Linked DNA regions of Homo sapiens: all the other regions are linked to region 2. Evidence: chromatin contacts called from ENCODE Hi-C or POLR2A ChIA-PET data. All regions are on one chromosome and are shown on one strand. The core of a region is the stretch at or near the end of the contact, and the rest is flanking DNA. Distances in the headings are between cores, read along the strand shown.

Evidence for each region. A loop is a pair of places that touch in the nucleus more often than their neighbours do. ChIA-PET counts read pairs that join two places held with the same protein, here RNA polymerase II (POLR2A). Pooled maps may share reads with other maps.
Region 1: a loop to region 2 is called in a pooled map, with 6 times the contacts of the local background. The contact joins the promoter of ZMYM1 here to the promoter of CLSPN in region 2. A Hi-C loop is called at or near these places in 6 of 50 pooled maps. POLR2A ChIA-PET finds 5 or more read pairs at or near these places in 5 of 52 experiments (T-cell, WTC11, activated CD4-positive, alpha-beta T cell and 1 more).
Region 3: a pooled map shows a loop between it and region 2 (9-fold over the local background). The contact joins the promoter of TMEM35B here to the promoter of CLSPN in region 2. A Hi-C loop is called at or near these places in 1 of 37 single-sample maps with no recorded cell type and 6 of 50 pooled maps. POLR2A ChIA-PET finds 5 or more read pairs at or near these places in 1 of 52 experiments (activated CD4-positive, alpha-beta memory T cell).
Region 4: a pooled map shows a loop between it and region 2 (6-fold over the local background). The contact joins the promoter of STK40 here to the promoter of CLSPN in region 2. A Hi-C loop is called at or near these places in 1 of 37 single-sample maps with no recorded cell type and 7 of 50 pooled maps. POLR2A ChIA-PET finds 5 or more read pairs at or near these places in 2 of 52 experiments (HEK293 and activated CD4-positive, alpha-beta T cell).
Region 5: a pooled map shows a loop between it and region 2 (13-fold over the local background). The contact joins the promoter of ZMYM6 here to the promoter of CLSPN in region 2. A Hi-C loop is called at or near these places in 1 of 37 single-sample maps with no recorded cell type and 11 of 50 pooled maps. POLR2A ChIA-PET finds 5 or more read pairs at or near these places in 6 of 52 experiments (BJ, GM12878, PC-9 and 3 more).

The regions. Positions count from the first base shown.
Region 1 is chr1:35,077,739-35,082,339 of GRCh38, reverse strand. ZMYM1 (zinc finger MYM-type containing 1) reads right to left here and starts at 2,955. Exons shown (of 10, transcript NM_024772.5): 1 at 2,898-2,955. RefSeq lists an enhancer at 2,530-3,048.
Region 2 is chr1:35,767,598-35,772,333 of GRCh38, reverse strand. It overlaps CLSPN (claspin), which reads left to right and starts at 2,356. Exons shown (of 25, transcript NM_022111.4): 1 at 2,356-2,487. The coding sequence starts at 2,464. CLSPN-DT (CLSPN divergent transcript) reads right to left here and starts at 2,239. Exons shown (of 3, transcript NR_199050.1): 1 at 2,086-2,239. RefSeq lists a silencer at 2,514-2,743.
Region 3 is chr1:34,982,350-34,986,696 of GRCh38, reverse strand. It overlaps TMEM35B (transmembrane protein 35B), which reads left to right and starts at 1,350. Exons shown (of 3, transcript NM_001195156.2): 1 at 1,350-1,499; 2 at 2,750-2,930. The coding sequence starts at 1,392. ZMYM6 (zinc finger MYM-type containing 6) reads left to right here. Exons shown (of 16, transcript NM_007167.4): 16 at 1-532. RefSeq lists silencers at 1,372-1,661, 1,722-1,791.
Region 4 is chr1:36,382,799-36,387,173 of GRCh38, reverse strand. It overlaps STK40 (serine/threonine kinase 40), which reads left to right and starts at 1,250. Exons shown (of 11, transcript NM_001282547.2): 1 at 1,250-1,451. It overlaps LOC124904012 (a long non-coding RNA gene), which reads right to left and starts at 983. Exons shown (of 2, transcript XR_007065779.1): 1 at 847-983; 2 at 1-755. RefSeq lists enhancers at 403-772, 803-912, 1-936 and silencers at 1,143-1,522, 1,673-1,742, 2,043-2,092.
Region 5 is chr1:35,029,092-35,034,027 of GRCh38, reverse strand. ZMYM6 (zinc finger MYM-type containing 6) reads left to right here and starts at 2,083. Exons shown (of 16, transcript NM_007167.4): 1 at 2,083-2,213; 2 at 3,315-3,481. The coding sequence starts at 3,389. It overlaps LOC124903990 (a long non-coding RNA gene), which reads right to left and starts at 1,308. Exons shown (of 2, transcript XR_007065739.1): 1 at 871-1,308. RefSeq lists enhancers at 1,894-2,073, 1,730-2,254, 2,255-2,781 and a silencer at 2,244-2,363.

The sequences.
Region 1 (4,601 bases), core at 1,706-4,205, 690 kb after region 2:
AAAAGTTGGAAAGGAAGAAAACTTTTTATTTGTAGACATGACTGCATATAGAAAACTCTAAGGAACCTCCCCCAACTCACCCCCCGCAAAAGAAACTATTAGAATAAGTGAATTCAGCAGAATTATAGGATAATACAAGATCCGCATTTTAGAATTTTTCTTATCACTTATCTTCAACATTGTAGTAGAAGTTCTAGTTAGATCAATAAAGCAAGAAAAAATAAAAGACAAACTTTGAAAAGGCAGTTAAAATTGTTATTATTCATGGATGACATGATTCTATACAAAGAAAATTCAAAAGAATCTCCAAGTTATTAAGCTTAGCAAGACATTCGAAAATAAATTTTGGCCAGGTGCAGTGGCTCACGCCTGTCATCCTAGCAATTTGGGAGGCAGAGATGGGTGAATTACCTGAGGTCAGGAGTTCAAGACCAGCCTAACATGGTGAAACCCGTATCTACTAAAAATACAAAAGAATTAGCTGGGCATGGTGGTGGGCACCTGTAATCCCAGCTACTCAGGAGGCTGAAACAGGAGAATCACTTGAACCTGGGTGTCAGAGGCTACAGTGAGCCGAGATTGTGCCACTGCATTCCAGCCTGGGTGACACAGTGCGACTCCGTCTCAAACAAACAAACAAAAAATCAATTTTATTTCTTTATACTAGAACAGAAAAATATAAAAATAACCATTTTCTGCAGCATCATAAATATCAAATATAGGAATAAATCTAATGAAAGCTATTAAAGAACTCTACAGTGAAAACAAAACATTGCTGAGAGAAATTAAGGAAGATCTAAATAAATGCTCATTGATGGAAAGAGTCAATATTAATTTTTCTCCTAATTAAGCTGTAGATGAAAATCCCAGCAGGGGTTTTTGTGGAATTTGTAAGGTAATTCTAATGTATATACAATGTGCATACAGAGCCTAGCATAACCAAGACAATATCAAAAAAAAAAAATGTTGGAAGGGCTTATAAAGCTACAGTAAATTAAGATAGTGTGGTATGGACACAAGCAAAAACAAAACAGAGTCTGGAAGCAGATATACTCCTATCCCTTATTTCTTCGCATTATACCACTTCTTTATACATTACACTTTGCTAAGATTTATTTTATTCGGCCGGGCACGGTGGCTCCTGTCTGCAATCCCAGCACTTTGAGAGGGTGGATCAGCTGAGGTCGGAGTTCTAGACCAGCCTGGCCAACATGGTGAAACCCTGTCTCTACTAAACAAAAATTAGCCAGGTGTGGTGTAATCCCAGCTACTTGGGAGGCTGAGGCAGGAGAATCACTTGAACTGGAGGTGGAGGTTGCAGTGAGCTGAGATCGCGCTACTGCACTCCAGTCTGGGAGACAAGAGTGAAATGCTGTCTCAAAAAAAAAAAATTATTTTATTCAACTGAGTTCTGCAAGGTCTTTTACTAGCCTGATGGGAAGGCTGGAGGCAGAAGGCTATATGTTTTTCAAACCAAACTAAAATGTCCATGGTTAATTCTGCAGGCAATGAAGAGCCATCATTTCCGAAGTGCCTTGGTACCGGGTTACACTGATGAGTAGGATGTCCCAACCAGTAAGTATATACAAGGTACTGAGAAGAAATGAAAAAAGAAGACGGTCAGTCTTCTGGGAGGTGAAATTTGAGCTGGGTTTTAAAGTGTCTACCAACCAATGATGGCGGATATTCCTGGTATAGAGACAGCATGTACAAAACCACAAATAGCCGGGCACAGTGGCTCAAGCCTGTAATCCCAGCACTTTGAGAGGCCCAAGCAGGTGGATTGCTTCGATTCAGGAGTTCGAGACCAGCCTAGGCAACATGAAGATAACCTGTCTCTACAAAAAATACAAAAATTAGCTGGGCGTAGTGGGGAGCACCTGTTGTTCCAGCTACTCTGGAACCTGAGGTGGGAGGATCGCTTAAGCTCGGAAGGCTGAGGCTGCTTGTGAGCCGTGATCGTGTCACTGCACTCAGCCTGGGCCAAAGAGCGAGACCCAGTCTCCAAAAAAAAAAAAAAAAAAAGAAGCACAAATATATGGGAACTAGAAGGAGTGGGACTGTTGTTGCAGATAAAGTACAAGTGCAAGAGTGCTAGTAGAAGGAACTGGAAAGTTTGAAAAGTAGACATGGGTCATGTCAGGAAGGTCCCTGATACCAAATACCTTAAAATTAATCTTGTAAATCAGCAGCGTTCAAACTGTGCTTTTGGGGTTCAGCAAACATTTCATTTTTTTTTTTGAGACGGGGTCTCGCTCTGGAGTGCAGTGGCACGATCTCGACTAAATGCAACCTCTGCCTCCCGGTTCAAGCGATTCTCCTGCCTCAGCCTCCTGAGTAGCTGAGATTACAGGCGCCTGCCACCAAGCCCAGCTAATTTTTGTACTTTTAGTAGAGACGGGGTTTTGCCATGTTGGCCAGGCTGGTCTCGAACTTCTGACCTCAAGAGATCCGCCCGCCTGGGCCTCCCAAAGTGTCGGGATTACAGGCTTGAGGCACCACGCCCGGCCAGGAGTCAAACTTTTGAAAAATCACTGCTCAATGAAGGAGAGATACAGGTGTGATGGGGCTTCTGAAACGGAGGCTGCGGAGCGAGACTAAAGTCTGAAGGCCCAGTTACTACACAGGAGCAGGAGGCGGCGAGAATCGCTGGAAGCGGGGAGCACTAACCCCCCCAGTCTATGAGGGCAAGGTTAAAGGAGGCGGCAAACACAATCCACGTCAGGGCCTGGCCCGGAGTTCCCGACCCCCATCTGGCGGAATCCGCACTCAAAGCTCCGTCTCTAAAACCCCGACCCGGCGCGTCATCCTCCCTCCGACCGACAGCAGAAACCCTGCCCCTTTCGAGTAAGGCGCAGGAGTAAAGACCGAAACCAGAGCCGCATGAGGAGGCTTACTAATTTCTCTCAGGGACGCCCCGCCCAACGCTTCTGAAACAATCTTCGAAGCGAAACGGCCCCGCCGACCCCGCCCCTCTCCCGTCGTGCTCTGCGGTTGAGCATGCGCAGGGCCGCTGGCTCAGGGTGGTCCCAGCTCCCTGAATTGGGAAGAGCGACTTTGGGATAGAAGAAGTGGGAGAGGGGGAGGGGAAGAGTCCTTACGGCCCGCATAGGATCTTACCCTTGAAGTCGTCGCTGGCTGGCAGCCAAAGTAGGACCCTTGACTCAGAGCTCAGGCAGGGCAGTTAGATTTCCTGGATTTGAGAGATGGCTTTACTACTTATTAGCTGTGTGCTAGTAAGCGATTTGACAACTTCTATAAATCTCCATTTCTTCGACCTTGAAATGGGGATAATTGTAGTGGCTGCATCGTAGGTTTGTAAACATTAGGCAGGCTTCTGCAGAAGCTGGACTCAAAAAAAAAAAATATGACAGGCAATGTTAGCAAAGTGCCAGTTGCAGAGTAAATTCCTAGTAAAAGGAAATTATCCTCAGAGGTAGGGAGGGAGTTCAGACTTCTTTCATTAGTACGTTAAAATTAAAATGACCCCAGGCTGGGTGTGGTGGGTCACACCTATAATTCCAGCACTTTGGGAGGCCGAGGCGGGTGGACTGCTTGAGTTCAGGAATTCAAGACCATCCTGACCAACATGGTGAAACCCCGTCTCTATTAAAAATACAGAAATTAGCCGGGCATGGAGGCGGGCGCCTGTAATCCCAGCTACTTGGGAGTCTGAGGCAGGAGAATCGCTTGAAGCCAGGAGGCAGAGGTTGCAGTGAGCTGAGATTGTACCACTGCACTTCAGCCTGAGCGACAGAGAGAGACTGCGTCTCAAAAAAAAAAAAAAAAAAAAAAAAAAAAATTAAAATAACCCCAAACTGCATGTCAAAAATAATGGCATATTTTAAATGTTTTTTGACAATACTTTCAACACCTAAAAAAGTATAGGACGAACTAACTGTGCTATTCCTAAAGGCATAAGAGGATTCTAAAATATATATATAAGGTTGAATGATGAACTTATTATAATCATATTTGACAATTACTTTTAAAGGAGATATTCTCAAAAATCTAAATTTGAGGCCCTTGTGAAGGTGAGGTCCAGACCAAAAGGGCCTCCTAATCCTTGCTGCTATGGTCCTTAAATATCCTTTGGAATTAGCCTCAAATCTAATATAAACCCTTTGGTAATTTGAAATATTATACGAGTAACTGAAGTTAATTTCTCCAACATTTATTATTACCTTCTAATATTCATAATAATCTGTTTAGACTGTTAGGATTAGAAAGGACCTTACTGAAATGATCTCTCCTCTAATGCTCCCTTCCTACCAAAGGAAAAGCTGAAGGCAAGAGGATAAAGGTAATTTGCCCCAAGTTACACAGCAACTCAGTGACTGGGATTAGATTGGAACCCAGAAATGAGTCCTGGTTCAGTGGGCATCCAAAGGCAAGTGATGTCATTGTAAATGCCCCGTGGGTTCACCTTGCCCGCTACCTAAACACAGTCCATTTATCAAGACGGGGAATTGCAATAGAGAAAGAGTAATTCACGCAGAGCCAGCTGTGCGGGAGACTGAAATTTTATTATTATTTAAATCAGTCTCCTCGAGCATTTGGGAATCAGAGTTTTTAAGGACAACTGGTGGGTGGGGGGAAGC
Region 2 (4,736 bases), core at 1,107-3,606:
ATGAGCTCTGAAGTCACATAGAGTCTGAAAATTGGCTCCACCAGTTTCTAGCCTTTTAAAAGTCTGGTTTCCTCATCTTCTAAGAAAGAGATAATAATATTACAAGTTTACTCTGAAGATTAAATAAGATAACACTTATAAAATCCTTGCAACTGTTTCTGCCACTGAGTAAGGCTTCAATAAACGTTAGCCCTCCATATATGATGGGGAGTGCCATAGATGTATACCTGGGAATCGTTGATGTAGAAATTAATAGTAAATGGATGAAAAGGTGGATAAACCAAGACACAAAAAGAGAAGAGGATGGATGATGGGCTCTTGTTGGTGGGGACAGAAGTGGATTGAGAGATGGTGGGGAAGTAAAGAAATGAAGATGTGGAGAGGGAGCTTTTTTCTGAACCCAGCTAAAGGTGGAAACTTGGAAGAGGAGGCCAGTGGATTGGGTGAAGAACCAACCATTTGGTATACCTGTGACTGAGGAGGTTCTCAGGATGCAGGACTTTTAGTGCTAAAACTAGGAAAGTCCTGGGCAAGCTGGGCCAAGCTGGCCACACTGGCAGTGGATATGACCATGGAGGGTGAAGTGAGCAATAAATACTCTGACCTTTCTTTCCTGGTGGCCTCTCATCTCCTTACAGTAACCTTATAAGGTGTCTTTACAGGGGCCTGACCCAACCAGAAGGGCAAGGGAGCTGGGATAATACAGTCTAGAGAGGTCAGCCTTGCCTTGACACACACCAGGGTAAAGGAAGGACAGAGAATTGACCTGGAGAGGCAAAAAATAATGGCCAGCACAGTGGCAAAACTGGGATTAGAATTGTCTGGGATAGGCCAGGTGCGGTGACTCACACCTGTAATCCCAGCACTTTGGGAGGCTGAGACGGGCGGATCACGAGGTCAGGAGTTCAAGATCAGCCTGGCCAAAATGGTGAAATCTTGTCTCTACTAAAGTTACAAAAAATTATCTGAGCGTGGTGGCACATGCCTATAATCCTAGCTACTCAGGAGGCTGAGGCAGGAGAATCGCTTGAACCCGGGAGGCGGAGGTTGCAGTGAGCCGAGATCACGCCATTGCACCCAGCCATGGTGACAGGGAGAGACTCTGTCTCAACAAAAAAAAAAAAAAAAAAAAAAGAACTGTGTCTGGGATAAACCTGATTTCAGAGCTTCAATTCTTTTTCCAGCCTTGTTTAAAGGTAGAATGCCCTCTAGGAGTGATGAGTGCTTTCTACATCCTCAAATTAACTCTACAGAGAATTATAAAGATTATCCAACCATATTCTTTGGTATCTGAGCAGCCCACAAAACTTTTTTCTTTAGAGACAAGGTCTCCCTCTATCGCCTACGCTGAAGTGCAGTGGTGCGATCATAACTCACTCTAACCTCAAACTCCTGGACTCAAGCCATCCTCCCACCTCGGCCTCCCAAAGCGTTGAGATTACAAGCGTGAGCCATGGAGCCCGGCCCTCTTTAAAAAATAAAAGTGGGCCGGGCACAGTGGCTCACGCCTGTGAGGGGTATGAGGCCTCCCAGCACTTTGGGAGGCCGAGGCGAGGATCATTTGAGATCAGGAGTTCGAGACCAGCCTGGCCAACATGGTGAAACCCCGTCTCTACTAAAAATACAAAAATTAGCCAGGGGTTGGTGGCGGGTGCCTGTAATCCTAGCTACTCAGGAGGCTGAGGCACGAGAATCGCTTGAACCCGGGAGGCGGAGGTTGCAGTGAGCCGAGATCGCGCCACTGCATTTCATCCTGGCTAACAGAGGGAGACTCCATCTCAAAAAAAAAAAAAGTGTGTGTGTATACACATACATGTGTATGTGTATATATGTGTATGTATATATGTGTGTACATATGTGTGTGTGTGTGTATATATATATATATATATATATATATATATATATATATATATTCAGTGGTAAGTGTCATGTACAAGAGGCACACAGGATCTAGCTGCTCCAGAAATGAAGTCAGTGGAGAAAATCCCCACGGGAACCTTGGAATTCCTCTAAAAAGTTCAGGTACAGGACACTCCCAGGTGCCCAGGAACCGTTTCCCAGCTCACTTCCCCCCGAAAGACTCACCCCTCCAATCGCACTCGATGCTTTGGCAAGTGTCAAAGGTCAAAGACCACGGCTCGCCTGGTACCGACTGCCCCGCCCCCGTGCACCTCCAGCTCCCCCAGGCTCCGCTACCAGCAGCTGCGACCCGCCAACTCAGCCTGGGTAATAGGAGATTGGGCGGCCAGAGGCGCTGCGTGATTGGTGGGTCGGAAGGGGGCGGGGACTCGCTGGAAAGCCCCCTCTGGATTGGTGCAAACCATCTGGGTGGGACCTCCACTCTGGCTGGGCGGGAAAGCAAGAACAGCACTGCTGGGCTGGAGACGGCGGGAGCCGCTGCTCTCCGGCTGAGGGAATCAGAGACAGCTCCGTCCCTAGTGGAGCGCAGGGGAGGCAGAAGTCATGACAGGCGAGGTGGGTTCTGAGGTGAGTTTATGCACACGCCCCCCACGGGGGCTTAGAAGGCCGGGCACCGAGAGGTTAGGTGGGGCCGGGGTAGACCCCGCTGACCCGAGGCGCCCGGGCGGGAGGACTGCGGCTCCCGGCGTTCGCCGCGCCGGCTCCCGCGGCCTCGAGACTCGGCCGGGATGGGTTCCGACCGGGCATCCCGTCCCGCCGCCGGGCTTCCCGCGCTTCGGGCTCCGTGGCCGGAGAGCTCCAGGTCTCTGCGGCGCGCACTGCCGGCAGCCCAGCCCCTCTTCAGCCGGTTCCTGCCGCCAGCCCTCCCCTTTGGCGCGTTTCCTGTCGCGGAAGCTCCTCCCCTCAGGGTGCTCTGAAAGCCGGGAGGCTCTAGCCGAACCCGGCCGCAGCGGTGCGGGGGGATTCTCCGCAGAGAGAGGGCGAGCGAGGGTGTTAGGGAGTTCCACACTGGGCCTGGGAGGGGCCCTGGAGGTCATCGCGCGCAGGCCCTTTGCGTTTTCCGACCGGGCCCCGAGTGGGGAAGTCACCGCTGGGGCTCCTGGCTGGTGGCTGGCAGCTCCCTGGCGAAATTGGGCATAGAAAACAGATGTTTCCAGAGCTGTGTCCTTTCTGGGCCGGATTCGGGCAAGGCACTCCCGCCTTAGGAGCAAAATTTAAAGGGGCGCCAAAACCCTCAATCAAACTCATATTTTAATGCAATATTTTTAAAAAACCAAAATTAATGCAAAAACTTTTTATGATTTGATATTGAACAAAATATCAGACGTTTAAACAAAGACGAGATCCGACCAGTCATTTGCACGACCTTGCCTCAATCACCTCACCCTAATTCCATCCCTGTTTCCAATAAACTTTATTTACAAAAGCGGGCATATTATTTACCTCATGAGCTGTAGATTATTGATTTAATTTTTTAAAAAATATTGCATTAATGTTATTCATTTTGATTACTGAATTTTTTGAGACCTCACCCCACCCTGTTACTGGCCCTGCCCTTTGACGTTGCTGCAAATTGCCTAGAAGATAATCGTCATTCAAAGCAGCCCTATTCCTTGAGCTGTCTGGTTACCTAAATTCGGTTTCCACACTCACAAACAGAAGTAATAGTTTTACTGCTTTGGATTGTTGAGAGGATCATCAGTGCATACATATTAATTCTCAGCAATCCCAGCACTTCGGGAGGCTAAGGCCGGCAGATTGCTTGAGCTCAAGAGTTCGAAACCAGCCTGCATAGAAAACATGGCAAAACCCCGCCTCTACAAAAAAAAAAAAATTAGCCGGGCGTCGCCTGTGGTCCCAGCTACTCGGTCCCAGCTACTCGGGTGGCTGAGGTGAGAGAATCCTTTGGGCCTGGGAGGTCAAGGCTGCAGTGAGCCATGATCCTGCCACTGCACTCCAGCCTAGGTGACAGAGTGAGACACTGTATCAAAAAAAAAAAAAATTTGTACCTTGCATTCAAATCAATTTAATAATTTTTTTTTTTTTGAGACGGAGTCTCGCTCTGTTGCCCAGACTGGAGTGCAGTGGCACAATCTCGGCTCACTGCAACTTCTGTCTCCTGGATTCAAGCGATTCTCCTGCCCCAGCCTCCTGAGCAGCTGGGACTACAGGCACACACCACCACGCCCAGCTAATTTTTGTATTTTTAGTAGATACGGGGTTTTACTGTATTGGCCAGGCTAGTCTCGAACTCCTGACCTTGTGATCCACCCACCTCGGCCTCCCAAAGTGCTGGGATTACAGGCGTGAGCCACCATGCCTGACCAATTTAATAATTTTTTGAGAAACCACTCAGCTGAGGCCTTGTGCCCTGTTACATTACTGATGTTCATATTTCTCCCTTTATTAATAAGTTGATTCAGAGCCCTGAGAACACTAAGGAGGTAGACTTGGCATCTAGGGTTAGCTTTAAGGTCACTAACTGATCAAGTCACCTAACACACCCCTCCTCCTTAGGTTTTTATTTGCGACTTTTTAAACTGTCTTATTTAGAAATTTTCAAACCTATACAACCGTAGAAAGGATGGTATAATGAACCCATCACCTTACTTCAACTACAGTTTGAATATCTCTCGTCTGAAATGCTTGGGACCAGAAGCGTTTTGAATTTCAGATTCATTTTGGATTTTGGAATATTCGCATACACATAATGAGATATCTTGGGGGAGGGACCCAAGTCTAAACATGAAATTCAGTTATATTTCATATATACCTTACACACATAGTCTGAAGGTAATTTTATACAGCATTTTAAA
Region 3 (4,347 bases), core at 101-2,600, 780 kb after region 2:
CTCTTGTTGCCCAGGCTGGAGTGCAATGGCGTGATCTTGGCTCACTGGAACCTCTGCCTCCTAGGTTCAAACAATTCTCCTGCCTCAGCCTTCCAAGTAGCTGGGGTTACAGGCATGTGCCACCATGCCCGTCTATTGTATTTTTTTTAGTAGAGACGGGGTTTCACCATATTGGTCAGGCTGGTCTCTATCTCCTGACCTCAAGTGATCCACCTGCCTCGGCCTCCCAAAGTGCTGGGATTACAAGTGTGAGCCAACGTGCCCAGCTGGAAAAAGATAGATCTAAGCAGCTTGGGTAACTATAAATGGAAGCAGCAGGGGGATTTGAGACCCCTGCTTGGGGCCTTTCTGGCCCAATATACCAGGGCTTAGCAAACTTTTTAAATAAAGAGCCAGATAGTAAATATTTTCAGCTTTGCAGGCCATACTGTCACAACTACTCAATTCTGCAGTTGCAGTGCAAAAGCAGCCATAGACAATATGCAGATAAGTGTGGCTGTTTTTAAATAAAACTTATTCATGAACACTGAAATATGAATTTCATATAATTTTCCTATGTCACACAAGCTTCTTTAAAAAATGTTTTTATCATAAAAAATGTAAACAAACATTATTAGCTTGGGGGAAGGGGAGAAGCATGGAAAAAAATCAGACATCTGGCCAAATTTGGCCCATGGTTTGCCCATCCCAGCTTTAGACAGATTTCCAGGTAAGAGCAAATGGGCCAGGAGTGGACTGTAGGGCTTGGTTCAGTGAAAGCCTCTCTATCCATGCAAGTATCTGAATTTTCAAACACCTTTCACATTTCATTGTCAGCCGAGATAAATTAGAGGGAAAAGATATCTCAGGCAAAGAGACTTATTTAATAATTAATGGTTATTGATTTATTACAATTTTATAAATTAATTTACTAATTTACAAATAACTTTCTGAGCTCTTACATGTGCAGGCACTGTGCTAGGCCTGTTACAAACTCTGGAGAACTGAGTTATCCCCATATACAGATGCAGATACTGAGGCCCTTTGGGGTGGGTGACAGCTCAGATCCCACAGCTAGTGTGGCACAGGCAGGAACGAAGCCCGGGGTCTTTTGATGGTAGCTGAACCGCACCCAGACACCCACCCGTGTCTGCCAGCACTCCGTATTGGCTGGGAAACACTCCCTGAATCCAAAGGTGCCTGTTTAGTCAGTTACCAGCCAGTGGTCCTCAAGTGTCCCCACCTGTAAGATGGGGGCGCCCTGCCCCAGTACTGCAGCCTCGCGACCCCCTGGAGGGTGGGGGACGGTAGCTCAGGCGAGAGTCTTCCGGCTGCCCCGGGGAGGGAGGAAATGAGCCGGCGGCAGGGGCGGGTTTTCGGCGGGGCCAACCCACGGTGGGGGGAGCGCGGCCATGGCGCTCCTGCTTTCGGTGCTGCGTGTACTGCTGGGCGGCTTCTTCGCGCTCGTGGGGTTGGCCAAGCTCTCGGAGGAGATCTCGGCTCCAGTTTCGGAGCGGATGGTGAGCGGCGCGGGCGGGCGGCAGGGGATCGGGCCCGCGGCGGCGTGTGCTCCGCCCTGCCGCTCCTCGCCCCCGGCCCGGCAGGCCGCCTTCGGGCTTCCGAGGCTCAGCTGGAGCTGGGGGAAAGCGCCTGGCTTTCGACTGAGGCGCAGGTCCTGCCTGGGGAGTTCCTCGAGTTCTCTGGATCTTCCCTAGACGGAAGGGGACAGAACCTCCCCTTCCTGCAGAATATTGGTGGCCCCAGGCAAATCTAGAGCCTTAGGAGGTCCCTCCCACCCCCCCGGACCCTGGGGGAGGATGATGCGGTGGGAAAATGAGCTCACTTCCCGCTCTCTTCCCTCTTTTCGCCGTTTGCTTCAGTTTTTGGGAGGTTCGTGGGGTTGGGGTGTAGTAATCCTGGCTTTGCAGGGAAGGAAGCCCGCCCTGAAGGGCAAGTATATCTGCTAAAGATTGCACATCTAGTCAGGAAGCAGGACACAAGCTAGACACTCCTAACTCGGAACCCAGAGAGGGAAGCCTCTCTCGGAAGCCTGAGAGGGATGCCCTGAAGTCGTCTTTCAGCCTTCTGTCTAGTTCCAGACTCATGGGAAAGCTTTCATATCCTGTTCACCAATCTCCCCAGTCCCTCAAAAGAGCCAGACTTGTAGACCTCTGCTGGCATCTCTCTCCAAGGCCTGGATAAATCCCCAGAGACAGACAGCTTAGAGCTGCTTCCCAGCAGAGCTGAGGAGGGGAGGTAGAGCTGAGGAGTGGGAACAGGAAAAAGTATCCCCGAAAGTAAGGATGAAGTTGTCATTTGGCTCAGGGGAGGGCCTGCCTTGACAAGAAGAGTCACTTTGAGCCCACCTAACTCTGCCTCACCTCCAAATATTCCCTGTACAGCAGCCTTAAGAGAAACCAGGCCAGACACAAAGAAGGAAACTGTGGAATTCCCCAGGCCTTGGCACTAGGGAGCCAAGCCCAGCCCCCTCCTCCTGGGATTTGGGGCTGGGTTGTAATCTCTTGAGAGGTCTAGTGAGAAGATCAATCTCTGTACCACTTGGAGCATGGAGCCTGTTTCCTGATTCCAAAGCTCAGCGCCACAGGGCAGCCCTCTCCTCTTCAGGCTGACCTCAGCCCTGGACCTGACCTAGAGTAGTAGTTCTTTTCTCTGGGAAGTTGAGGGCACAGGCATAGATATGCCATGGAGCATCTGGGGAGCTCATCCTTGTTGAACAATGAGGCTAACAGGCATTCCTTGCCACCCCTAGAATGCCCTGTTCGTGCAGTTTGCTGAGGTGTTCCCGCTGAAGGTATTTGGCTACCAGCCAGATCCCCTGAACTACCAAATAGCTGTGGGCTTTCTGGAACTGCTGGCTGGGTTGCTGCTGGTCATGGGCCCACCGATGCTGCAAGAGATCAGTAACTTGTTCTTGATTCTGCTCATGATGGGTAAGGGGGCCAACTGGCCTGAGAAAATGGGGTCTTCTGGGGGAGGATTATGGAAAGACCTGGCTGTTCCCCCTTACTGTTGCCACCCTTCTTTTTTCTCTGGGATCAAGAGCACTTTCTGCTCTACCACAGTTTCCATGGTCTTCAAACTAGCACAGGTATTTTTTTTTTTTTTTTTTTTTTTTTTTGAGATGGAGTCTCGCTCTTTCGCCCAGGCTGGACTGCAGTGGCACTATCTCTGCTCACTGCAACCTCCGCCTCCTGGGTTCACACCATTCTCCTGCCTCAGCCTCCCGAGTAGCTGGGACTACAGGCGCCTGCCACAGCGCCCGACTGATTTTTTTGTATTTTTAGTAGAGACAGGGTTTCACCATGTTAGCCAGGATGGTCTCGATCTCCTGAACTCGTGATCTGCCCGCCTTGGCCTCCCAAAGTGCTAGGATTACAGGCTTGAGCCACTATGCCCGGCCTAGCACAGGTACTTTTTAAACTTAATGTGCTAGAACATTATCACATGTTAAGTGTACCTTCTACCTCCTCAATTCTAATGGCTGCATAGTATTGCCTTGTGAAGATATATTGCAAGCTCAGCGCCTCTGCTCCTTCCTCCACACATCCACTCCTAGGATGAGGGGATGGAGGAGCAGCTGCCATTTGATGCATGTGTCTGGCAGATTGGTGTAGAGAGCAGGGAAGCTGGAGAACCTTGAACAGGAAGGCAGAGAATTTCCCTAGGGAGTCCCCCTCAAGTAGCTCTGCCCACAGGAACTGCTGATGTACAAAGACAGCTGTTGCTTCAAAGGCCAGATATCTTCAGGCTCTTCTATATGCCCTGGCATCTGTTACCATTGCTGCCACTGCTACCAGGCTTGCTTCCATCTCTGGAGCTTCTCCCATTTTCAGATCTTTCCCATACCTCCAACCAACAGCCCCTGGGCTAGTCCTTCCCTCCATCTTAATCTTAGTAGATGTAGGATTAAGAAAGGAGAAGGGGCCAGACACGGTGGCTCATGCCTGTAATCCCAGCACTTTGGGAGGCCGAGGCGGGCGGATCACAAGGTCAGGAGTTCAAGACCAGCCTGACCAACATGATGAAACCCCGTCTCTACTAAAAATACAAACATTAGCCGGGCGTGGTGGTGCGCGCCTGTAATCCCAGCTACTCAGGAGGCTGAGGCAGGAGAATCGCTTGAAGCCAGTACCCAGAACCCAGTAGCCCAGCTACTCAGAAGGCTGGCAGGAGATCACGCCATTGCACTCCAGCCTGGGTGACAGAGCAAGCCTCTGCCTCAAAAAAAAAAAAAAAAAAGGAAAGGAGAAGGATCAGGGAGATTTTTTTTTCTAAAATCTATCCACTCTAGCCACTGCCCTATTTGGCTGGGTCATTCCCGTTTCTTTCTTGTCCTCTGAGAGGGGC
Region 4 (4,375 bases), core at 1-2,500, 620 kb before region 2:
ACATTAATTTCCTTCTCTGAGCACTGGCTTCCTCAGCTGTAAACAGCCTCCTACCTAATACTGTCTCAAGTGCTCCATGCAGAGTGTGGCACAACGGTGGGAGCTGTCCTGATTACTCTTGTTAGTCAGCCCTATCAGCAGCTCAGTGGGCACCAGGCATTCAGAGACAAAGGACACAGGTAGAGGCAGCCAGACTTCACTCATATCAGCTCTTGTGTCCTGGCACTGCCTATGTGGAGATGACAAATGCACATACACACAAGTGGCCACACACCCTAGGAAAACCCAGCAGTGCACACAAGCTTAGACACGTGTGCCCACACATGGATATAGAGTGACCCAGGGGACAGCTGGAAAGACAGCCAAGAGTTAGACATCATAAGCAGCAAACACCCTGACTCACACCTCTGGGACAAGGGAGTGGGGCTACGGCCGCTGGTGCTGCTGCCACTGAGCCCTTCTAGCTGCTTCTGCATGCCAAGGGAGGGAAGCCAGGCTCTTAGAGGGCCCCAGTGAGTCACTTGCCTGATGCAATCCCTTTAAAGGGCTCATCTGCTGGTGCAAGAAGCTGATTCATGGAGGGCGTGGTTGCTGGAGGAGGAGGAGAAAGGGACCGAAACTGCAGCAGGAGGAACTGAGGTTAGATAGCTGTAGTCGCTAATAGGAACGCTTCACTGTAAACCTCCCTGGTCAAGGCTTCAGGGATCTCCAGGTTGAAGGTTGCCATCCTCGGGGTTTCTACAAAGGCGACAGACCTAGAGGGAAATGAATTATGAGCGCTGCGACAGGAATTTCTGTCTTTTATTGAGCCTAACTGCAGGGCTTTCCTCACAGAGTTCCACAAACCGGGAAATGAGGATCAAGGATGAGTCACTTTTCTGATAAATACACTACAATTGGCCGATCTTCCAACCGCTGGGGACTTCAACCTCGGCAGGGGGAGTGTAGGGCCCGCGAGGTTCTGTGGGGTCGGGCGGGGCGGTGCCTCCGTCCCAGCCTCGCCGCAGATATAGATCAGCAGTAAGTACCGCCCCATTAGAGCCTCGGCCTCCAATCGTGTAACAGGTTTCGCCCAGACCCCACCCTGAACCAATCCTCAATCGGACTCTGGCCTCTTGCCTGAAGTCTTCCGCCCATCGTCAAGATGGCGCCCCAATCCGAAAGCCGTGGGGCTGGAGACGCAGGCGGAGGGCGGGGCCCGGGGGGGCGGGGCCGCGGCTAAGGCTGGGGAGGAGGGGGGCGGTGCGTCACTTCCGTTGTCAGGTGGCGGCGCCGCAGCCATGGAGGGAGGCGGCGGCGGCGGCGGCGGCGGCTCGGGTGGCTGCGCTGGGAGGCGGCGGTGAGAGGCTCGCACGCCTCCAGCCCGGCCCCGGCCCCCCGGGAGGGAGAGCCGAGCAGCCCCGGCTCTGGGCTACGGACTATGGGCGAATAGCTCTGACCACCCGGCGAAGGTGAGGGCAGGGGTCCAGGAGCGGGGAGCCGGGTGGGGGTTGCGGGTAGGCGGGGCGGGCCCCGGCGGCCGCGGCGGTGGAATCGGAGTGACAGCCTGAAGCCATCTGAGTGCAGCAGAAATGGCCCCGGCGAATGCCCCCTCCTCCGCTGGGGCTCTGCCCTTCCCCGGCGGCAGGGGCGAGGGCTGCCTCGCGCCGGGTACCGGGAGGCCGCGGGAGCTTCAGTCCCCGCCGCAGCTCTGGGAAGTGGGCACTGCCAGCTTTGCCTAGAGTCACCCAGCCAGTGAGTGAAGCAACCGGCGTGTGAATCCAGCCAGATCTTTCCAAAAAGACACCTTCTGCCTCTCCGTGTTTCCCTCCTAATCCCGAGGGTGACTTGATAGTTAGAACGAGTCCCCAGGGAGGGCCAGCCAGGGCTTCCTCCAAGAGCCCTCACTCTGGCACGGGCGCTACCGCTGCTGGGGAATTTTCATATCCCGGGCGGCGTTCAGGTACGAGTCACAGCTACCTGCTTGCCAAGGCCACGTTTGGCCGGCCTTTTCCAAGGAGAGCTTGCTGTGGTCAGTGTTTCACCTGCCGAGCCGGTCAGGCCCGCCCATTCCCACGCCACTTGGCCCCGCCTTCCAGCCAGTTAGGTAGGGACATTCGGATTCCTGATGCCGAGTTTTCTGCCCACCCCAATCCCCAGGTTTGAAGCCCTTTTGTTAGCGGAAGGAAGAGATGACAGCCGCCCTCTGTGTGGCAGGATAGACTTTGCTCTGTTTTAAGTCACTGGAGGAAACCGGTTGGCTTTGCTTTGGTTTTGAGAACCAGTGGGGAAGAGGGTAGGCATACTGGGCTGGGCGCCTTTCCCTCTTTGAGTAGTTTTGCGTGAGATAAGGAAGAGCAGAATGTGTAATTGTAGGGCCAAAATAATCTTGTTTGTAAACAGTGCCTGTGAGCTCCTTTAGTGCTTCCTAATGGCCGTGCTGTGCAAGTTGTTGGTTGGGTTAATCTAGACAGTCCTCATTCATTCATTCATTCATTTCTCACATGACCACAACAAGAGTCCTTGCCTAGAGGCAAGTGCTAGACAGCATAGTGGTTAAGAGTAGGCTTTGGAGCCAGACTTCCTGAGTTCAAATTCTGGCTCAGCAACTTTCCAGCTGTGTGTACCTGGGCACATTGCTTAGTCTCCCTGTGCCTCAGTGTCTTCGTCTATAAAACAAGGATGATAACAGAGAGAGATATTATGAAGAGTAAAAAGTTAACATGTAAAACATACAACCATGTTTGCCACGTAATAAGAATTCAATAAATGTTATCTATTTTTATTTCAAGGAGCATACAGTCTAATTAAGGGAAATTGACCTGTAAACAAATGGTTGAAATGTGGTCTAAAGAAGCTAGTAGTGGCTGGGCGCCGTGGCTCATGCCTGTAATCCCAACACTTTGGGAAGCCGAGGCGGGCGGATCACCTGAGGTCAGGAGTTCGAGACCAGCCTGGCTAACATGGTGAAACCCCATCTCTACTGAAAATAGAAAAATTAGCTGGGCATGGTGGCACAGGCCTGTAATCCCAGCTACTCGGGAGGCTGAGGCAGGAGAATTGCTTGAACCTATGAGGCAGAGGTTGCAGTGAGCCGAGATCAAGCCAGTGCACTCCAGCCTGAGTAACAGAGTGAGACTCTGTCTCAAAAAAAAAAAAAAAAGAAGAAGAAGAAGCTAATAGCAGCAGCAAGAGAGTACTGTGGGAGCCCAGTGGAGAAAGGGAGAAAGCTGTGAGCTCAGCCTTGGGGGTGGGGTGGGGACGGGAGTGTGCCATGAAAAGGCTTGGCAGAAGTGATGCTGGAGCTGAGTCTAAAAGGAGAGGAGGGGAGGCTTAGCCAGGTGAGAATGAATACTTTGAGAGCGAGATAGACAAATAAACTCATAGTTTATTCCAGAAATCTCAGATTGTTCAATCTAGTGGTATGGAAGTTGATATGGTGCAAGTGAAGCAGTATAGGTTCATGAAAGAATGCCATATTAGCAATTTGAGATATCATGCCCAGGGCAGCCGGGAGCAAGTGAAAAGGTCTGAAGCAGAGGAATGACATGATTGGTTACATATTTTAGAAAGATTTCACTGGAGTCCCAGTAGAGGAGGGAAGGAGGAGGACAGGAGCGACTGAAGGGCTGGAGAACTCTTCGGAGACAAACCTAGGCTTCTGAGAGAGGAGAGTTGGTGCTGGGGCGATGGATCTTTGCTGAGGAAGCACCATGTGCAACCAGTGCCAGATGGCAAGCTCCTGCATTGGCCTGGGCTTCTCTGCCTGGCGCAGAAGTGCCTGGCACATGTGCCCCTCTCTTCCTGGGATTGTAGGTTGCTTGAGCAGCTGGAGAGATAAGACTGCCCTCTCAGAAGGCCAGTTGTAAAGGGTGCTGTGTTTGCTAACTTGTGCTTTTAATCTGACCTTTGGGGAAGGCAGTAGATTGTAATAGTTAAGAGGTTATTTGAGGCCGGGTATGATGGCTCACGCCTGTAATCCCAGCACTTTAGGAGGCCGAAGTGGGCAGATCACCTGAGGTCAGGAGTTCAAGACCAGTCTAACATGGAGAAACCCCTTCTCTACTAAAAATACAAAATTAGCCGGACGTGGTGGTGCATGCTTGTAATCCCAGCTACTCAGGAGGCTGAGACAGGAGAATCTCTTGAACCTGGGAGGCGGAGGTTGCGGTGAACCAAAATTGCATCATTGCACTCCAGCCTGGGCAACAAGAGCGAAACTCTGTCTCAAAAAAAAAGCTTATTTGGCTCTGCCATCAGACAGATCTGTGTTCTACTTCTATCCCTGCTGGTCACTAGGGATTACTTATTCTCTCCACCACAGCTTTCTCATCTGTAAAATGGGGACAATAAGAGTACCTTCGTAATAGGGCAGTTGTGAGGAGTAAGTAAGATG
Region 5 (4,936 bases), core at 834-3,333, 740 kb after region 2:
GCCAAAAGAAAATGCCACAGACTGTGTAATTTATAAATAGTAGAAATTTATTTCTCACAGTTCTGGAGGTTGGCAAGTCCAAGATCAAGGCACTGGCAGATTTGTTGTCTTGGAATTACTCTCTAATTCCAAGATGAAACTTTGTTGTTGTCCTCTTGCTGGGAGGAACATTGTTATCATACAGTGAGGGGTTAAAAGGGCAAAAGGAATGAATCTTTGTGAAGGGCATGAATGCCCTCTTTTGTAAGGGCATGAATCCCATTCATGAGGATGGAGTCCTCATAGCCTAACCCCTCCCAAAGGCTCCACTTCTTATACCATCGCCTTAATGTTTAAGTTCCAATATATGAATTTTGAAGGGACACATACATTCAAACCATAGCAGGATTCATATCTAAAATATATGCCCATAAGAAAATGTCAATCCAATACAAAAATGAGCAAGAGACTTGAACAGGCACTTATGGGGGATATCCAGATACCCAAGGAACAAGAAAATGGGCTCATCCTCATTAATAATCTGGGAAATGCAAATTAAAACCACAGTGAGATACCACTATGCCCCCATCAGAATGGTTATAATTAAAAAGATATGCAGCAGTAATTATTGGCAAGGATGTTGGGAAACTGAAACTCTCATACATGGCTGAAGGGAGTATAAACTGAAACCACCATTTTCTAAAATTGCCTGAGATTATCTACCTAAATTTTACATATACATAACAAGCAATTTCACTTTTAGGTATGAACCCAACAGAAATGTGTGCATATGTATCACTGTTAAATAAAACTTGTAGGCCATTGTTTCGGGCTAAGCTCCTGCAGTAGGTCTCAATGAACCAGACTAAAAATCAAAATGGAGTCACTCACACTGAGGTTCCATGTCATCAAATGGAAACTACGTTGTTATTTGAAGTTCTGAAAAGTCAGGAAAAAGAGATAATAAGAGTCTAATTTCCCCTGAGTGCCAGTTTCAATTAGCATAATAATGAAATTTCTTCTGCTTTAATCGTTACCAAAAAAAGATAAACTGAAGTTACCTGATGTTAACCAATCAGTTATTTCTCTATTGTTTTGTTTCTTGGTTCTGCTTTACAAGGAAATTAACTTATTTATTTATTTTTTGGAAAGTTACTTTGAAATGAACCAATCTGTTTTTTGTTCTTTACTTCTGCTTTCTCCAGCCCTTCTCTGTCTATAAAACCTACCTCTTCTGCTCAGCTCATTGGAACACTTGTTCTATTTTATGGAATGAAGTGCTGCCAGATTCTAGAATCACAAATAAAGCTAATTGAGATATTTAAATTAAATTTGTTGTAATTTTGTCTTTTAACATCACCAATGACAAGAATGTTCACAGAAGCATTATTCCTAATAGCCACAAATTGGAAACAACTCAAATGTCCATCAGTAGTAGATGATTAAAATTGTATCATATTCATAAAATAGAATACTATACAGCAGTCAAAATGAATGAACAGTCACAAATCATACACGTATCTGTGAAACAATGTTGAATTAAAAAAACCAAATCTCAATTTTGAGCAAGTTTTTTCATTTATATCTCAAGAGATTAAAAAATTATACCTCTTAGGGTTAAATGGTGAGGATTAAGTGGGATGGTGCATGTGAAGTGCTCAGCAAGCCAAGTATTATTTAATATCATGCTCTCTCAGTAGGCCACCTTTCAGGAAATGGGCACTAAAGGATGCTACAGATTAGCTAGGTGTGGTGGCACGTGCCTGTAAGCCCAGCTACTCGGGAGGCTGAGGCAGGAGAATCGCTTCAACCCAGGAGGCGGAGGTTGCAGTTAGCCGAGATTGTGCCACTGCACCCCAGCCTGGGCAACACAGTGATACTCTGTCTCCAAAAAAAAAAAAAAAAAAAAAAAAAAAAAAAAAAAAAAAAAAGAATGCTATAGAGCACTTACAGCGCCTTCTAACGCCATCTCCACCTTTTCACTATTGAGCCTCGGTCTCTTTAAGAAGTGAACCATAATTGAGGAAAGAGGAATGCTGGGAAGTTCTACTCAGCTCAGGTCCGGAGCCTGACGGGAAAAGAGGGCGGAGACCAAGGCTGCGCAGGCGTGGTTGGCCGGTCGTTGCGTTGGGATGGATCAGGCGGAATTCCAGAAGAGAAAATAATCCCTGTCTAGATGCAGAGGACTTGGTTCCTATTCCAGTGCTCCTCCGGTAGCAGGGAGGCGACAGAAGGTGGGTGCGGCCGCAGTGGTAGTGGGCGGGACGGCGGGGCGGAGGCCACACCACGTGACGAGGCGTTGCGGCGGGGGCGGTGCCAGGTGGGCTACGCGGCTGGGGCGGCTGCGGATATCGCCTTAGGGACGCGTTGACATTCACTGGCTAGTCCACCGCTCTCAGTCGGAGACCACATTGCCTCGTTAGTCCTCAATGATGGGAGTGGGAATTCTTGGTGGGAAGGAGAATTTCGGAAAGCGTGCGGTTCTCAGAGGAGGGATGAGCGCCCGTAGATATTTTGTGGCGAGTGCGCAAAAGTTCTCATTTCTTCTTTGGAACAGGCTTTTCAACCAGTTGTCCGTTTCCATCCCGGACTATTCGGATAAAGACAACTTTGAAGAGCTTTTTGTTTTAGGTTTAATTCGTCCCGTTTAGTTCTTTGACTTTTAGGGGAAGGGAATTTACTGAATGGCCAATTGAGTTTCTTTTCTACAGGAAGGCGATTGTGAAGCGGGGCTCTGAGGGGCTTGATGCCCCCCACCCCTCACACGGAGACCTTGAAAGAGGCAGGTGACTCACTTTCAGTAAGGGCGTTCCTGTTGTTCGCCTGCGATGGATGGCATCTTGAGCTCACATCTAGCGTTAGGCCGAGAAATGGGGCCCTTAGGGAGGCTTCCAGTGAAGGTTGAGTTATAGGTCAGGGCCGGGAGGTTGTTGTGCCCCTCTTTGAGAAATAAAAGCCGACGTGGGCCTCTAAGTACTGATTCTTATGGGGTCAGAAACTATTTCTTGAGTCCGTTCTTCTCAGAGTTTATTACTTCCTCCCACGTCTTGGTCTGCTGGTCTAATTCCCTTCAATAACCTTCAACATAGGAAAAAACCAGAGTGTGTTGTGTGTCTTTAAAGATATTAGAGAAGTGGGAGCTGTTGCCCCAAAACTGTTTTCTTATGTAGCTACTGAAGGAACAGAAAGCAGGAAGAAAGAAAAAAGTTAGTTGTGGCCCCAGAAGAGTTGTTTTTCAAATGCCGAGCCGTGAAGCCTCATGCACTCAACACAAAGTTTTTCTTTCATATAGATAAGCCTGAAGAAAAAAGAATAAGCCTGAGTATGTATTTTAGGTGTCCAACTATCCATTACCAAGAAGAAATCTATTCGTTTGAGCCTGAGACACTCTTTGAGGTAAAAAATTAGAATGAAAGAACCTTTGGATGGTGAATGTGGCAAAGCAGTGGTACCACAGCAGGAGCTTCTGGACAAAATTAAAGAAGAACCAGACAATGCTCAAGTAAGCATTTCATCTTCATTTAAAAATTTAAAAAAATTCCTTCTTTTCCATCTGGTCAACTGAAAAATTTTAGTTAAACGGCTTCTGGTTTGTAAGTTTAAAATAACCCAAACTGAGACAGGCTCTCGCTGTCGCTGAGGGTGTAGTGCAGTGGTGCGATCTCCTTAGCTCACTGCAGCCTCCACCTCCCAGGCTCAAGTGATCTTCCCACCTCAGCCTCCTGTGTAGCTGGGACCACAGGGCACACACCAACATGCTCAACTATTTTTTTGTATTTTTGGTAGAGACGGGGTTTGGCCATGTTTCCCAGGCTGGTCTCAAACTCCTGAGCTCAAGCAATCCACCCACCTTGGCCTCCCAAAGTTCTGGGATTACAGGCATGAGCCACCATTCCTGGCTGGTTTTTTGCTCTTTGAATGAAAGCTATAACTACATGATTTTTTTGTGTGTGGAAGGAAAGTAATATATTTACCATTTTTCCATACTTGTCACTTAAAAAAAATTCTCTTGTATCTGGTAGTACTTTCCTTTATTCTGTTAAGAATTTGTGGTCTGTGCTAGTCTCTGGGGATCCAGGATTGAGCAAAGTCAGCTTAGTCCCTTCCCTTGTAGAGCTTATATGTTAGTAGAGGAGGCAGAGATTACAAAAGTATTGGTCAAGTAATATATATAATTACAAACTATGACAAGTACTCTGGAAGAAAAGCCTAAAATGGGGAATCTGACCTAGTTTTGGTTGTGGTCTGCCTGGGGATGGCTAGGGAAGGCCTCTCTAAGGGAAGGATGTGTAAGCTGAATTATGAAGAATGAATTGATTAGGCAAAGGGTATGGAGAAGAGTATTACAGACAGAGGGAACTGTGAATAGGAAAGCCCTGAGTTGGAAAGATGCATGGTTCTTTTTAAGACCTGCAGGAACAGTGAGCCTGGAACAGAAAAGGTATGAAAATGGTGATGATGATAATGATTAAAACAACAACAATAAAAATAGCTGGCATTAGTATATCAGTATGTAGTATATATTATATCATAATCATATGTGACATTATTAACTTAATATTTATATATGCTTAAGAGTGTGTCAGGCACCATTCTTACCACCATATTATTATCCCCATTTTACAGATGAGGAAACCAAAGCTCAAAAAAGCCAAATAGTTTACCACAGATCACAGTTAGTAGTAAATGACAAAGACTGGATTCAAATCCAGGTGGTCAGACTCCAGAACTTGTGCTATTCTGCTTCTCTATGATAAGGCTGTATATATAGTTTAAGGCTGGATTATGTAGGACGTAGCAGACCTTGTTATAAATTTTGGTTTTTATCCTAAGAGCAGTAGATAGCCATTATAGGGTTTTTTGTTTTTGTTTTGAGATGGAGTTTTGCTGCAATGTTGTAATCTTGGTGGCTCACTGCAACTTTCACATCCCGGGTTCAAGTGATTCTCCTGCCTCA